Regions from separate parts of the Homo sapiens genome. Here region 1 is linked to region 2. Evidence: read pairs that join two places in POLR2A ChIA-PET (ENCODE). Cell type or tissue: Panc1. All regions are shown on one strand. Links, peaks and the distances in the headings refer to the core of each region. The heading gives the core; the rest is flanking DNA.

Region 1 (2,917 bases), core at 271-2,770, 120 kb before region 2:
AGACTCCGTCTCATAACAAAAACAAAAAACAAAAATTAGCCTGGCATGGCGGCACGCACCTGCACCTGTAATCCCAGCTACTCAGGAGGCTGAGGCAAGAGAATCCATTGAATTTAAGAGGAGGAGGTTGCAATGAGCCGAGATTGTGCCACTGTACTCCAGCCTGGGTGACAGAGCAAGACCCAGTCTCAAAAAAAAAAAAAAAAAAAAATCGCTAAGAGGCAATTTTTGTCCATGTGCATGCCAAATTAGTGGAAAAAACGCTAATCTGCAGAGATGAAGAGGAAAGCAAACACAAGACATTATTACCCCCATATGTTCAAAATGTACCTGTGGACTTTCCACTGGCCAATTTAAGTCCCTTGTGAGACTGGCCTGTTCATCCAGCCACTGGTTCTGTGAGATATCCCTTGCAACAGACACTTTTGTCTGAGCATCTTGGCTGACAATCTAGCAGCTATCCCCCATCCATCCCATCTTCCCTTTGGCAGAGCACCTGTCTTATTACAGGATCACTTTCTCCATCTCTCTTGCAACACAGACATGGGCATGTGACATTACCCTGGCTAACCAGATGTAGCAGATATCTACTAAACACGTACTGAGAAAGGTTTCCTCCCAAAAAAACCCGGATACTTTTTGTATTTTTAGTAGAGATGGGGTTTCACCATGTTGGAAAGGCTGGTCTCCAACTCTTAACCTAAAGTGATCTGCCTGCCTCGGCCTCCCAAAGTGCTGGAATTGCAGGCATGAGCCACTGCACCCGGCTCCCTCCTCTTCTTTACTTGACGTGGTCATAGCTACCTGTGATGCTTGAAATGGCAGAGCCAGAGATGGAAAGCACCTGGCTTTTTGATGACAATTTCTCAGCTATTACTGAACTGAGACACCAACCTGGAATTTCCCTGCCTCTGGACTCTTTGTCATGTGAGATAGAAAATGTGCCCTTGTTGTCTAAGCCACTTTTCTTTGGGTCTTTTTTTTTTTTTTGTCTCCTTCCAAAATGTTGCTATAATTCAACCATTCTTATTGAGAGCTCACTCTCAGCCAAGCTCTGTACTGGCACTGGAATGAGAGTAGGGAACAGTAGAGTGCTAATGAGCACTCTAGGCTAAAAGAGCAGTAGAAACATAGACTTGCAGGGCTCAAGATAGACATGGGATTAGGGAAGGCCTTTCAGAGGGAGGGATTTCTAAGAGGAAATGAGAAGAATAAGTAAAAATCAGCCAAGCCAAACAGACAGCAGAGATGGAAGGAAGGTGGAAAAGCAAGAGACAGTTAGGTGGGCGTGGTGGCAGGCACCTGTAGTCCCAGCTACTCGGGAGGCTGAGGCGGGAGAACAGCGTGAACCCAGGAGGCGGAGCTTGCAGTGAGCTGAGATGGTGCCATTGCACTCCAGCCTGGGTGACAGAGTGAGACTCCATCTCAAAAAAAAAAAAAAAAAAAAAAAAAAAAATATATATATATATATATATATATAAAATATATATAACATTATTACTTATAACAGCATGAAGAATTACAAGTAGACAGAAACAAACATAATAAAAGGTGTGCAAGAACATAATAGAGCAAAGTATAAAACTTTATTAAAATGCATTTGCTAAGGTTTTAATGAATGTATCCTCCAAAAGTCATGCTGGAACTTAACCTCCAAGGTGACAGTACTAAGAGCTGGTGCCTATGGGAACTGATTAGGCTATGAAGGCTCCACCCTCATGGATGGGATTAATGCCCATATGAAAGATGCTTCAGAGAGCTGCTGTTGCTCTTCCATCCCTTCCCCATGTGGCAACACCAACACCTAGATAGCACCATCTGAGGAATGGGCCTTCACCAGTCACTGAACCTGCTGGCACCTTGATCTTGAACTTCCCAGCCTCCAAAACTGTGAGAAATAAATTTCTGTTGTTTATAAATTATCCACTCTCAGGTATTTTGTTATAGCAGCACAAATGGACTAAGACAACATTAAAGAAAAACAGAATAAATATAGAAATATACCATGTTCATGGATTGGAAGGCCATATATTATAGATATATCAATCCTCCCCTAGATTATCTACAGATTCAATGCAGTTCAATTAAAACCCCAACAAGTTTTCTGGAGAACAAAATTCTAAGATTTAAATCAAGATGCAAAGGTCAATTAATAGCCAAAACACTCTTGAAGAACAACAAGGTAGGAATAGTAGCCACACCAGATACTGACTTATTCTAAAGTTAATTAAGAGGCTTTGTGCTATTGGCCAGGGACAAAGACATAGACAAATACAAAGAATTGAAAGGCCAGGAACAGGTCCATGCAAAAATGACTTTTGATTTAGGATAGATGTAGCCATGTAGAAAAGATGCAGAGCCTAATGGCTAAGAATCTGGATTCTGGAACTAGAATAAATTGGTTTGAATGCTGGCTCTTTGACTACTAGGTATGCCACATGAAGCAAGTATTTAACTTCTGTGTTGCTGTTTCTCAACTCAAAAGAGGATAGAAGCAGGACCTACTCACTGAGTTACTAAAAGGATTAGTAAATTACCTCATGCTTAGCATATGCCTGGCACATGGTAAGCCCTCAGTAAGTGTTAATGCTATCATTTTCATCATCATCATCATCATTGTCATCAACCAGTGGGGAAAGAACAAGCTGTTCAATAAGAGGTACGGGGATAATTGCATATCTATCGGGAAAAATGAGATAAAACCTCTACTTTTAAAAATATACAAAAACTTATTCCAGGTGGATTAAGAATTAAGAACCTAAATGTAAAAGGCTAGGCTATAAAACTTTTAGGAGACAATATAGGATAATATCTTTTGGATCCTGAGGTAGGAAATTTGTTTTGTTTTGTTTTGTTTTGTTTTTTAATTGAGATGGAGTCTCGCTCTGTCGCCCAGGCTGGAGTGCAGTGGTGCGAT
Region 2 (2,917 bases), core at 171-2,670:
TATAATCCCAGCACTTTGGGAGACCGAGGCGGGCAGATCACGAGGTCAGGAGATCGAGACCATCCTGTCCAACATGGTGAAACCCCATCTCTACTAAAAATAAAAAATAAAAAAATTAGCTGGGCATGGTGGCGTGTGCTTGTAGTCCCAGCTACTTGGCAGGCTGAGGCAGGAGAATCGCTTGAACCCAGGAGGCTGAGGTTGCAGTAAGCCGAGATAGAGTGCCACTGCACTCCAGCCTGGGCGACAGAGCGAGACTCTGTCTCAAAAAAAAAAAAAAAATTGGAGTATCTACCTCTCTCTTCTTTCAAATTTCCCTGCAGAAAACTAGTTACATGTTGTGGTAATAAATTTTCCTTAAGAACAGAAAAGTTAAGACAGTTTTTTTAAAACCTAAAACAGGACTCTGATGGACATGAAAAGTTCTATCAGCTAGCACCAAAAGACAGAGCTTGCTAGAAATTATTAGGATCATAATTTCTTGGAATATATAAGGTATAGGCCTCCCAGAGTTAGTTTGCTTCCTGAGTCTTGAAAGAACGTTTCCAAGTCTTTTTTTTTTTTTTTTTTTTGAGACGGAGTTTCGCTCTTGTCTCCCAGGCTGGAGTGCAATGGCGTGATCTCGGCTCACTGCAACCTCCGCCTCTTGGGTTCAAGCGATTCTCTTGCCTCAGCCTCCCGAGTAGCTGGGATTACAGTCATGCGCCACCATGCCACGCCTGGCTAATTTTGTATTTTTAGTAGAGACGGGTTTTCTCCGTGTTGGTCAGGCTGGTCTCGAACTCCTGACCTCAGGTGATCCACCCACCTCGGCCTCCCAAAGTGCTGGGATTATAGGCGTGAGCCATCGCGCCCGGCCCTGTTTCCAAGTCTTTCATCTGTTCGTTTGGCATTGTCACTTCAGACAGTTCCTTTGCTCAAGCAAACATCAGACTTCAGTGGTAGAGAGAGATGCAAGAGCAGACACTCCACTTGGGGTTGATTTTTTTTTTCTTTCTTTGTTTTATTTTTTCTTTCCCATGGATTTTATGTCATCCACCAAATAGGCACAGGTCATCACAGAACCTCTCTTGTTGCATGCAGTGATAATGAGTGGTCCTTGACCAGCAGGCCAGCTGAGCTTAGTCCCCTTGCACAGGCCATGCTCTAGTGGCCAGCACATTGAGTCTTTGTCACTGCAAGGAGAAATGAAGGCATCCTGTCTTGCTAGAGAACTTGGTAGTATTTGTACTTCTGTGAGTGTGGACCTCGAATGCTTGCAGCATCTGCCAGAGAAGAGGACAGAAGTCAGTAATTTCCCTGTGTGGCTTTATTTTGCTATTACTACTGGTAAATATTCCTCAAAGCCTGAGCATAAGAAATAAAATCTTTGGAGATTGAAATCAAGGGCTTATGTCTGTGGATAGGGTGAGGAAGGGTTAAGAACAACCTGACTAAAGTGTCTTGTGCTCCCGGTGGGTGTGGCTGTTAGCAATATCTTGGTCACCTGGAGAGAGAGAAGAAATTCAAGTGTAACTAGCAGAGTAGCCATGTCTCTCCGCTGCACGTATTAATTCACACTGTAAGTGTCACATACTTTTCTTTGAGTGATTCTGTTTTCTGTTTCCTAGTTCATTTGTGAAAGCAAATTGTTAAAGTGGTGTCCTAATTTTAATGTTGATCTGATTTCCTGTTTCTTTCCTCCTCATGCAGATTGTGTGTTACATATACTTCACTAGGATCATTGCATTTCTCCTCAAACTCGCTGTTCCATTCCAGTGGAAGTGGCTCTACCAGGTACGCTGCTCACAGGGCAGAATGCCAGAGAATTTATGCCTGAGGATAAAGTCTTGAAGTGTAACTTAACAGTTGTTACTAATTTATCTGGGAATGACCACTAAGACCTTCCATCTCTTCTTTTTTTTAACTAAAAATTTTTTTTTTAGTTTTTGAGACAGGGTCTCACTCTGTCACCCAGGCTGGAGTGCAGTGGCGCAATCTCAGCTCACTGCAACCTCCACCTCCCGGGTTCAAGCGATTCTCCTGCCTCAGCCTCCTGAGTAGCTGGGATTATAGGGATGCACCACCATGCCCAGTTAATTTTTGTTTTTTTAGTAGAGATGGGGCTTTGCAGTGTTGGCCAGGCTGGTCTCAAACACCTGATCTCAAGTGATCCGCCCACCTTGGCCTCCCAGTGTTCTGGGATTACAGGTGTGAGCCACCACACTTGGCCTCCTTCCATCTCTTCTGGCCTATAATTGAGATGATCTGTTTGTCCAGAAATGCTGCTGGATTCTATGAGGAATCTGAAAATAATTGCATTCTTGATTTTAGTTTTCAGTCTTAAAAGTCAAGAGAAAAGCTTCAGGTAGAGAAAGATTTGCCCTGAATCATTAGAACTTAGATGAGATGTGGTCCTTTCCTTTAGTTACAGGGCTGAGTAGTTAGAATTCAGGCTGCCCTTCTTCTTTGCCCATTTTATTATTTCGATAATAAGTATCTTTGCGACAAACTAGAACTAGCTTAACTACTAGAGGAAGCCACCAAATGACTTTTTTCTTGAATAACTCACTGGGTGCTGTAGGCACTGTGGGAGGAAGTGGGTATGTGGTGAGCTCTTAAAAGCTACCCATGAAGACTGGTGAAAGCACAGCAGAGCACAGCCTCGGAAATGTCAGCCCTGGGCAGGACACTCCTCGTTTAGGCCTCGGCAAGTCTAAGGAAAATGCCCTGTAGCAGGAAGTGGCATCTGAGTAAAGAACCATCGAGTGGTGGGTTGTGGGGAAATATGTCAGTTTGTTGAATTCCACTGCTTTCTGAAGAACAGTGTTGCTAATCTCTTTATTTTGGGGTGGTTTTTAAACTTGCAGCTCCTGGATGAAACGGCCACACTGGTCTTCTTTGTTCTAACGGGGTATAAATTCCGTCCGGCTTCAGA

Evidence for each region. ChIA-PET counts read pairs that join two places held together with the same protein. Peaks named below come from ENCODE experiments on the same cell type or tissue, not always from the same donor. Only the 100,000 strongest peaks of a DNase experiment are listed, where the experiment ranks them.
Region 1: POLR2A ChIA-PET joins it to region 2 with 6 read pairs; 3 of 35 experiments call an interaction of 5 or more read pairs at or near these places.

Annotation. Positions count from the first base shown.
Region 1 is chr9:130,009,789-130,012,705 of GRCh38, forward strand. The region is part of intron 1 of FNBP1 (formin binding protein 1); the gene reads right to left. Among named protein-coding and RNA genes, the nearest start is that of FNBP1, 32 kb to the right of the region's middle. RefSeq lists enhancers at 262-311, 892-971. In Panc1, for the core only: no CTCF peak of the experiment used is centred there; no DNase peak of the experiment used is centred there; H3K27ac peaks cover 325 bases.
Region 2 is chr9:130,125,791-130,128,707 of GRCh38, forward strand. It overlaps GPR107 (G protein-coupled receptor 107), which reads left to right. Exons shown (of 18, transcript NM_020960.5): 16 at 1,693-1,776; 17 at 2,850-2,917. Among named protein-coding and RNA genes, the nearest start is that of GPRACR, 17 kb to the right of the region's middle. In Panc1, for the core only: no CTCF peak of the experiment used is centred there; no DNase peak of the experiment used is centred there.